2 separate regions of the Homo sapiens genome follow, and region 2 is linked to region 1. A link is a loop called in an ENCODE intact Hi-C map of the cell type or tissue named here. Cell type or tissue: endothelial cell of umbilical vein. All regions are shown on one strand. Each heading gives the region's core, and the rest is flanking DNA. Links, peaks and the distances in the headings are about the cores only. Region 1 holds the start of DPYD-AS2 (DPYD antisense RNA 2). Region 2 overlaps DPYD (dihydropyrimidine dehydrogenase).

Region 1 (5,398 bases), core at 241-5,240:
CCCTTTTTATAGGTATAAAATGGAGATTCAGAAAGGTTCCATAATTTGAAGATGGGAGTCTCATAAGTGGCAAGGCTGGACTTTATACTCCTGTCTGCCTGTTACAATGCCTATTCTTTTTTCAATACCACCTTTATTATCTGGTACATAGATACTTAACAAATGTTTCTGAACATATATGTGCTCTGTGATACAGCAGATGAAACTTTAAATAACTGAAGTGAATACATTTAAAAATACTTTAGATGCATTTATTAAAAGATAACAATAACAACAAGCTTTATTTTGATCATTTAATTTTTCAATAATGTGTTAAATACTTTGTATGGATTATCTTATTTATTCTTAATAACAATCCTGTGAGGTAGGTACTATTATTATGCCCATATTGTACGTACATGGACAAATATCTTCACCTCAATACTGTGAGGTAGGTACTATTAGTATACTCATTTTATAATAACAAATATTGAATATTTAACAAATATTGCAAATCTATACTTAAAATGGGTAGAATAATAGTACCTGCCTCACAGGATTGAGGTGAAGATATTTGCCCATGGTCATACACTGAGTAAGTGATAAATTCATAATAGCAGAAACTATTTCACTATTTGCTTGATTGTCACAGGGAATTCTTTGAAACCATGTTTATATTTGTGGTTATTCTGTGTATGACTAGATGGTTATAAAAGTTTAAAAATTAATTTCATAGTTCACATTTTTAATTTTCTATAACAATTCAGAGAGACTATCCAGACATATGAATTAGGAGAATAATTCTGAAGAAATAGATGACACAGCAAAGGACTCTACATATAGGTTAGGACCATATTCTTGTTGGGAAGATGGCCAAAAAAGAATTTTGAGGATATTTTTTCAATTATTTAACAAATATTGAAAATCTATTATGTTCCACTTGGAAAAGAAAGAATTGGTGGGTAGGAGCCAACTAAGATCCAATAAACTTTTGTCTGTGACTTAACTCTTCTGAAGTTGTCAGAACGTTATGTTCCCCAGAGTTAGTTGTTTTGGTTGACAGAAATCTATGATATGCCAAATAAAGACTTTCTAGTTACTATTAACTTTGCCTTGCATGTAGAAAGAAAATATTACTCATCAGAACTTATCATAAATCTTAGGATGCAGTCATATCCCTACATATATTTTGATTATTTCAAAATCAAATATATACTTTAAAAAAGGCTTACTATGTTTTGAAGGGTTCATATTTTTTTTCTGAAAAATGGCAAAATAGTGCTGGCCTCATGATGCTTGGTTTAGTACAGGAACATACATACTAATATAAACAGTATGCCCAGCCAATTCATTATCATCCTGGAACTATATTCAGCCTGGCTACTATCATGAAAGATGAGTAGAAGCAGTGAGCTGGCAAAGCTGGCCTCTGCCTCTGGTTGTTAAGCTGTTGGCAGCTCAGGATGCATGACCTTTCAAATATACGCTTCTAATTCAGGACTTCTTATGATGTCATGTAGTTATGTTCTTCCCTTTTAGTGTATTCTCTCTTCAAAATTCTGTGCTGAAAAAAGGAAAAAAAAGAAATGTAAGCTACTATCCTTTTGGCCAAATGTTGAACTTTTCCTTCTGTAACTTTGTAGGTAGGAGACAGCAGAGTAACTGATCTTCCTACTGAAATGAATTTCCTTGAGCAAAATTATTTCAAAAAATATGTCTGGTATCTTTGTTTATACCTCAGGGTTGCCGAGCTGTCAGCTGCATGCCTGCTTTTCATTGAAGCATATGTATATTTGTGTATATATGTGTTTGTATGGCTTCCAATAGCATAGTAATAATTTCAGGGGAGGAAATAGAAAAGAAAGCAAGATAAATGTATTACATTTTTGTATTTCCTCCTTGCATTTTTTTAAAGATAAGACTCTGTTGTAAAATATAAACTGGCAATTTGATCATTACTTGTTATTCATTTGAACTAGTTCAGTCAACAGATAATGGACAGTGAACAGAGAGACCTCTTTTGGTAAGCCATGTAGTTTTTCCAGGGGTGATTGTTATGCTATGTGTATTTAGATAGAAGCTTTTCCCTGTGTAATCAGCTTGCTGCTGCCCATTTTACTGCCAAACATTCCTTCTCTATGGTAGCATAATACTGTTACCAAGGGAACAGCTTATGGCCGACACATACAGTAGTGCCACAAATTAATTTCACAGTTATCAGGATATAAGGTGATAACAGTAACGTGAGCTACTGTGAAATTACCATTGTTCCCACAGAGTTAGTGTAATTATTACTTTTGTGGTAACTAAGCAAATAATTCACATCACTACTCCTGGATGTTTGTTCTCTCTTCTCTGTCTCACCCTCCTTCTTTGTCTTTCCCTTTCCTTCCTATATTTTCCTCTTTTGTTGATTCAGACTCTCTCCCTGAGTCTCTTTTCACAATTACCAATTAATGTAGAGTATTTTTTATATTGGCATTAAGAAAGAGTTTTATTGAAGTGGGGTGAAGGCATCTCATATATGTAACTCATGGGCATAATTAGGATGTTCACTTCTATCAAAGATATAAAGGACTAAAACAGTGTATTGAGAGGATACATTCAATTTGTGATCAATGTAGACTCAGAGATTCCAGTTTTATTTTCATAGAATGTTAACTTCATGTGTTGAATAGAAGGATCAGTTTAATGTGATTAAAAGCAGTGGAGAAAAATTAACTTCCCTAATTAGCTGTGTTGCTTAGGACAAGGAAAACAACTTAGCTTTTTAGTACTTACATCTATAAAATTGGGATAATAATAATGCCTACCTAACAGAATTGGTATGTGGATTAAAAGAGATATGTGTGAAAGTGAATTTTAAACTGTACAATAAAAGTTTTAAGCTATTATGATCATTGTCATATAAATGGGGATACATCTGTAAAATGGGGTTAAGTATATTCACCTAACAGAATTGGTATGTGGATGAAAAGAGATATGTGTACAAATGAATTTTCAGCTGTACAATACAAGTTTTAAGCTATTACCATCATTGTTATATTTTAATGGAGGCATCTTTTGATGATAGCCTACCCTCATTATCAGAAAATTTATAAGGATAATTCAAAATAACAGCAGTAACACAGGGAAGAACACTTTTTATTGCATTTTATTATAATAAAAAGAGTGTTTCATTATACCTAGGGCACAACAAAATGAGATGTTATCATTATAAAATAACAGTAATTTTAATAATGAAATTTTCCAGAGAATGAGTCATATTTTTTATTGTTTTTATTGAGTATATGTATATGTTAATTAAAATTTCAGCATTGAAATATAAAATAATATAGGAGTGTGTATAGTATGTCCATTATTTTTTAAAAAGCTACAATGGTGAGTACATGTGAAATATGAGTTGTTCACTATGTCAAAAAGTGAAGTTGCTAAGACAAAGGTAAAATTATAGAAATGAGTTTATGTAGGAATGTTTGTTTTTAATTGCGTCAATGTGCATTATGATCTTTAGTCTCCATTCTATGTTATTTTGCTTTTAAAACGTATTTTATGTATTCTGTTAGCAAGATCAGCATATAGCTAACAGTTAGTATCAGTTACTAAATGTTGAGTAGTTAATTATGTATTTATTTATCATTCTAACACTATAAATTATACACTTTTAGCAGTTAGAAAATTGATACATGATAGAATAAAATAATTTGATGAAATTTGTAGCTAGGCATATTTGTTGAATGAATGAATTAAATATGGTGAATATGTAGTAAACTGCCTCCCATTGCTAAATGTCTTTTTAGAGAGGGTAGGAAATTAAAAATAATTATTTTCTCATGTAAATTTTTCTGCCACCCATTTTGAAGTTACCCAACACTGGTAACTTTACATAAAGAAGTATGACTTTAACTGGACTCTGTGCTCATCCCATTAGTTAAGACTGCTTTCTCACATTATTATTATTTTGGAAATAAGTAAAATTATTTTTATTTCCTACTCTTATTTGTTCTCTACAAAGAAAATCTAATGTGATCTACAAAAAGATACTAGAACAAACAAGATTAGGTATATTGCAAGATTGATATACAAAAATCAAATATATTCTAATCACTAACAACAAACAATTAAAAATTAAAACTTAAAGCAATACCATTTAAGATAGCATAAAAATTATACAGTACTAGGGATAAATCTGACTTGTGAAAGATGTGAAAGATATGTGTACTAAAAATCTATGTACCCTGCCCTGAAATAAGTGAAGCATGGCTTCCCACTTTTTAAGTGTGAAATAAGCGTGGTGACTTTTTTCCGAAAAGTATAATATGTAAAGAGTTGGAAAAGAGTAACTTTACAGAAGAGAAGCCTGAAAAATACTAACTAGCCAGGCAATCAAGATTGATATCAATGGTAGTAAGTCATGTTGATAATATGTACCCTTAGGTGAATGGAATCCAGGTCAAACAAGCTTTTTAAAATAGAGATTTAAAAACAAAACGGAAGTAATATATGTTAACTGTAAACATCTATGATCAGTCTTTAACGTTTTTAATTTGCTTTTCTATAATGGTGAATGATGCTGAATATCTTTTCATGTGTTTTATGCCATCTGTATGTCTTATTTGGTAATGTGTCTGTTTAGGACATTTGTTTATTTTTTTTGGTCGGCTTGTTTCTGTTATTATTTATTTTTGAGAGTTTAAACAATATTATGGATTCAAGTTCTTATCAGATATGTGCCTTGAAAATATTTCCTCCTAGTATGTGGGTTGTCTTTTCATTCTCTTAAGAATGTCTTTTGGCCTTGCCTGGTGGCTTATGCCTGTAATCCCAAAATTTGGGAAGGCTGAGGTTGATGGATTGCTTGAGCCCAGGAGTTTGAGGCTAGTCTGGGTAACATGGTGAAACTCTATCCTTACTAAATATACAAAAATTAGCTGGGCATAGTGGCGCATGCCTGTAGTCCCAGCTACTTGGGAGGCTGAGGAAGGAAGATCACCTGAGCCCAGGAAGTTGAGGCTGCAGTGAGCCATGATTGCACCACAGCACTCTAGCTTGGGCGACTGGAGTGACACCCTGTCTCAAACAAACAAACAAACAAACCAAACAAACAAACAAACACAACAACCAGGTGTTTTAAAGAACAGAAATTGTTATTTTTGATGAAGTTAAATTTATCAATTTCTTGTGCTATGATGTGTATTTTGGTGTCATATCTAAAAAAATCTTTGTCTACCCTAGGGTTGCAAATATTTTCTGCCATGTTTTCCTCTAGAAGTTGTGTAGTTTTGTGTTTTACATTTGGCTCTAGGTTACATTTCACGTTAAATTTTATATATGGTATGAGTTATGGTCAAAGTTTTTTTTCGTTTTGTTTTGTTTTTGTTTTTTTCATATGGGCATCCAATTGTTTTAACACCATTGT
Region 2 (5,398 bases), core at 160-5,159, 54 kb before region 1:
AGGGAAATACATCTGAATAAGTCTTGCTAAAGTAGCTTCCAGTGTGCCAGCTTACTAAATTATAATGAGGAAAATGTGTATGAGTATTTGAATTGTGACGAACATCATTTTTTGCCTGTGTTTCAGCTTCATGGGGTAACACATCATCATTATAAATATGTTGTTGATTTAACCTGAGAAATCATCATCCTTGAAGAAGAAAATCTATTGGGAGTCAAATTGTATTCAGAAAGTTGCTATATGAGCATCAGATCAGTTGAATTTGAGTAAGACGAAAAATAGTTGGCATTATACAAAGCAGTTTAACAATGGAAATCACTGATAAAAATGCAGTGTTCATTGCTCAATGGCTACACTCCACTTGTACAATTTGGATAACATCATCATTAATACAATAAGAATTACTGTAATAGATTCCATGTTATTATGTTTTATTCTTCAGTTTAAAGATGGGAAAACTGAATTTTGGAAAACTACCAGCTCTGTGATGTTGAGGAGGTTACTTCAACTGTCTAGTCCTCAGTTTCCTCATTTATAAAATGAGGATGAAAGTAATATATACTAATATTAGTAATAACAGTAAATAATAACTCTTATGTATGTGACTCCTTAGGTCTGGCACATAATAAGCACTGTTATGTTATAATAGCACTAATCAGGTATGATTATCCCACCTAAGAGAAAATAGAAAGTAAATTAAAACAGAATTCAAATGATTAGTTTTTAATGTAAGGATTTCTGATTTTTTAAATCTAGGTAATAGCTACTTGAAATTTCCTAGTGCTGGTCCTTGAATGCTTGAATGGCTTAATTTCCACATTCTTTCATTTGGTTTCCTTCAGGCATCAGGTAGCTGCACTTTCTTTTTCTTTCTTTCTTTTTTTTTTTTTTTGTAAATTGCACAGTCTCTGGTATGTCTTTTTTTTTTTCTATACTTTAAACTCTAGGGTACATGTGCACAACATGCAGGTTTGATACATAGGTATACATGTGTCATGTTGGTTTGCTGCACTTTCTGCCTGGTTCAAAGATGCAAGCTTTAAGCATTTTCTTTTTTACAGTCCTGGTTTTCCTGAATTAAACACAAACACAAACATGTAGACAAATGTAGACAGAAAATCCTCATGTATAGTGCATTATAATTGATAGAAAACTTTCACATATATTTGTTTAGAGCCTAGAGCCCAGTTTCTTTTTTTTTTTTTCTTTGCTACTGTCACCATTAGCCAAGGTAGAAATTTCAAAAGTTGGCCTGGTATTTGCTGAGTTTGGAGGACTAGGGTTAAATATCATATTTGGACTTCGGGACAGAAACTTTCTGTAAAATGTTATGATTATGTAGAGATTTGAAAAGACTACATAGGGGAGGTCCGAATGCACCTGCATATTTAAATTATAACTATATTTTCTTGAATTTCCGTGATGCTGTATGCCATTCATGTGTTTTACCTTTATTTGACCTTGACCTTACATGCACTATGTGCATCTAGGAGATTTAATACATATAGTTGGTGAAAGGAATAAAGAATGAAGTGACATATTACACTAACATAAAAATAAGGAGAATCCTAATCTGACCTCATCATAAGCAATACTTTCCACTTACTTATTTGAATAAGAGTATTAAATAAAGGGCAACAGAAGTGACATATATATATATATATATGGTAATTAGACAATGATAATTTATGTTCCAAAATTATAAATTGTTAGAAACTTATCATAGTGTATAAAAGTCTAAATGAAAATGTCCTTCCCTATATATTTTTGTATTAATAGAGATTATGGCTATCTGTTCTTCAAATAATATCTCCTTGAGCATCATTGCTTTGTGAAATGACAAAATATTATGACATATTTAACTTATGAAAGATCCTAAAGTTCTGTTTTACCCTCAGCTTTTCATAGTATGTGTTACTGTGTTTTATTACATAGACAATTTAAGAAACCAGAGGACAATTCATTTTTTTCTGTGAAGTAGCAAATTGGTAAGGAATCATGGGAGATAATATATCATATTCTTAAAAAGGACATGTGTTTTAAAAATCACCATTGATTTGATTTTTAATATATCATTTATAGAACAGATGGTGGAGTTATAGTTATAAGCAATGAAGTACAAAAATCACCTTGCTGGATGGTTTTTTTGTAGGCAATTTGCTCGATCAAATTAAGTTGGAAAAAATAGGTGACCGAATTCTATAGATGACACTATTGGTAGTTTTATTTTTACTGTGATCTCCTGTGTTTTTATCTGTCATGATTGCACAGCACCCTTTATATTCTTCTTCTTCTCATTTTTCCTTCTATTCAGTCACTCTGGCATTCTGAGGCTGATATTTTAGATATTTAAAACCGGATTCTACTCCAGAAAATCCATTTGTTTTAAAGAATTCATATGAGATAAAAGGACTGTTGAATCAAAGGACCAAATAGTTCATTAAGAAGCATTGTAAAAGTGAATAATGTACTAATAAAAAGTTTCATACTTCATTTTCATATCTAAGAATTTAGTTAAGCATATCTTAATTTATTTCTTTAATTAATACCTACTTTAGAAGTTAAGTAACAGAGAAAATTAGAGATTTAACCTACATTTTACCATTTGCAAGAAAGGTACAAAAATATTCTATACCAGCTGTAATCATGCATGACTTTAATCAGATATTTGGAGACCTATTTCAATTGCCTGCGGTGTTAGCTATTCAAACTCAAAATATTCTGTAAGATTCCCTTATAACTTGAGAAACAGATGACTCATTTCCCTTAGACAGCTCAGCTTGTGCAATTTTAGCTGTGGAGAATGAGCTGTCCATTATTTTTTATCACCATTCTCTGCTGAATGCATTTGCTCTTTCTTCCTTTCCATTGCTTGTGTTTGTTTATCTAATTTGGATTATTAGCATGCCATAATGGTCTATAATTTTTTCCCCTCAGTCATTTACTTCTCAGGCAGGAAATTTCTTAGTGCTCCTGAGGACAACAACAACATGTGATATTTTGTTTTTGTTAAAGTCACAAAATTAAAAGTTTAGAAGACACTCATGTCTTCAGGAAAAGCTCTATTCAAACACTGCTGAGGAATATTGGCCAGTATTGTTTCCTGTAATTTTGTAGAAATAAAATTTGTAAATTTGTAGAAATAAAGATAGAACTGATCTTTGTGATGAATGGCAAGTGTGGCAAACTTAAAATTAATCAAATATCTTCCTTTATTTTTATCATTATTATTAAGGTTCTTTGAAAATTATGAAAGATAATACAGTTCTTATTTGTGGAGTGCTTGGAGTGTGCTGGTTCTGGTGCCAAACTTCTAAGGTTCACATCTAGGCTCTGTCAGTTTCTACTCAGGAAACCTAGGCAAGTCATTTAAGCTCCGGGCTTCCGTTTTCTCAGCTGGCGAAAAAAAAAAAAATGAATGTAGAAATGGCTCTTTTACAGGGCTGTTGAAGTGTTTACAAATTAAGACATATAAAGCACTTGCTTAGAACAATGCCATATATAGAGTAAGAACTCAGTAAGAGTTAACTACTAAAGGATTTTTAGTGTACAGAATTCAGGAAATACATATACATAGAACAAAAGCAAATAGAATCACTTGAAATCCTACCACCTAGAAATAAGTCAATAACATTTTGAAGTGTGTTCATTTAATCTTATTCTATATGTCTATATTTTTATTTAAAAATGAGATTGTAGTGTATATTCCTAGTTTGTAACTTTGTTCATTTAAAATAATATGCAAATGTTTTGCATAATCTTGTATTATACTACACATTATTTAAGTGACTTCAGTATCACAATAATATGGTAATTTGGTTATCTAATGCTCTAGAGCTAATCATTAAATTTTTATACAGGGCTTTTTTTGTTTGTTTTGTTTTTTGCTATCATAACCAATGCCTCAATTGGTGTAATTGTAATCACTATCATTTCACGTATTTAAGAGTATTTCCTTAGGATATATACAGATTTTCTTTCTAATATTTAGATTTCAGTCATTACTTACAACTCAGACAAGCTTAAATTGATCCAATTTCAAATGTTTGGAGACATATGACTCCTAATCTCCTTATAATACACAGAAAAAAATCCCGAAACCTTTCTTCATTGTTTTCCTCTGAAAACCTTTGTTCTTTATTTGAGCTTCTCTAAAACAAGTGTAATACTCAAGATGCTGGTTAATGGTGCCATGCAGAGGGAGATTCTGCTTATACTTAATTATACAACATAATCTTTCCTTTATAAGTGTGATGCAATAGCACTGATTCATATCAAATTAAGCATTATTGTATATAATAATTGTGCTTGATATTTTCATGCTAGATACGCATAAAAGAAAACTAATACATCTGTTGCCCTAATAACATAAAATATAATTGCATTTCACAGTCCAACTTCCTGAATACTCTAAAGTAACACTTTCACATCCTCTTAAAAGATGAACTGAATTTACTTCACTTCACTCAATATGACATTTTTGGAAAATAGTCACTAAAAGTTTCTTAAATGTTTTTAAATAGAAGTGGTATTTGTGCAGCCTGCAATCCCAGCACTTTTGGAAGCCGAGGTGGGTGGATCACGAGGTCAGGAGATTGAGACCATCCTGGCTAACACGGTGAAACCCCGTCTCTACTAAAAATACAAAAAGTTAGCCGGCCGTGGTGGCAGGCGCCTATAGTTGGAGGTACTAGGGAGGCTGAGGCAGGAGAATGGCATGAACCCGGGAGGCGGAGCTTGCAGTGAGCCAAGATCACGCCACTGCACTCCAGCCTGGGTGATAGAGCGAGACTCCGTCTCAAAAAAAAAGAAGTGATATTTTCTCTTGTTCGTTAGAGGGGTATAACAATTTTCATTAACATTGAATATTTTAATATTTTAAATGCTATATTTTCACCTTAGTTTCCTATTATTGTATGTTCTTTGTGGGTTTCACCATTTATGAATATAAAACAATCATGTGCTTTGCATTCACATAGCCCATCCTTTTATTTTTAAATTCTGGCATTTGATATAGAGATATAGCTTGTGTATGACAGAGTAAGCTTTATTTGGTTATTTTTGATTCTGAGAATCTTTTCCTTTAATAGAAAAGTTTAACCTTATTTTTAATTTACATATTTGGACTTGCATTCAAATGCTGTATTAGCTCGCAGCCCACCCCTACAATGTATATAGTATTTCTTTCTTTTGTTGTTTTTGCTGAAATTTTAAGTTTTTCTCCTGATTAATGTCATACACTATATTTTAATTCTGTAAGTACTTAATATTAAATTTTAAACATAATTGAATTGTTTTTTATAATTGTCAATAAGTATCAGAGTCAATAAATAGAGTCAGGCTCCATTGAGTCCCTTCATTTAAGCAGATAAAATTAGCATGCCTTTATTCCCTGCCT

Evidence for each region. Hi-C counts contacts between places; a loop is a spot of excess contacts. Peaks named below come from ENCODE experiments on the same cell type or tissue, not always from the same donor. Only the 100,000 strongest peaks of a DNase experiment are listed, where the experiment ranks them.
Region 2: a loop joins it to region 1, with 4 times the contacts of the local background. A loop is called at or near these places in 2 of 110 quality-filtered maps.

The regions. Positions count from the first base shown.
Region 1 is chr1:97,793,613-97,799,010 of GRCh38, reverse strand. The region is part of intron 3 of DPYD (dihydropyrimidine dehydrogenase); the gene reads left to right. DPYD-AS2 (DPYD antisense RNA 2) reads right to left here and starts at 2,090. Exons shown (of 3, transcript NR_046591.1): 1 at 1,939-2,090; 2 at 1,716-1,796; 3 at 960-1,543. In endothelial cell of umbilical vein, for the core only: no CTCF peak of the experiment used is centred there; DNase peaks (open chromatin) are centred at 1,440 and 2,140; H3K27ac peaks cover 2,652 bases.
Region 2 is chr1:97,847,518-97,852,915 of GRCh38, reverse strand. All of the region lies in intron 2 of DPYD (dihydropyrimidine dehydrogenase), which reads left to right. Among named protein-coding and RNA genes, the nearest start is that of DPYD-AS2, 53 kb to the right of the region's middle. In endothelial cell of umbilical vein, for the core only: no CTCF peak of the experiment used is centred there; DNase peaks (open chromatin) are centred at 2,825 and 3,365; H3K27ac peaks cover 1,579 bases.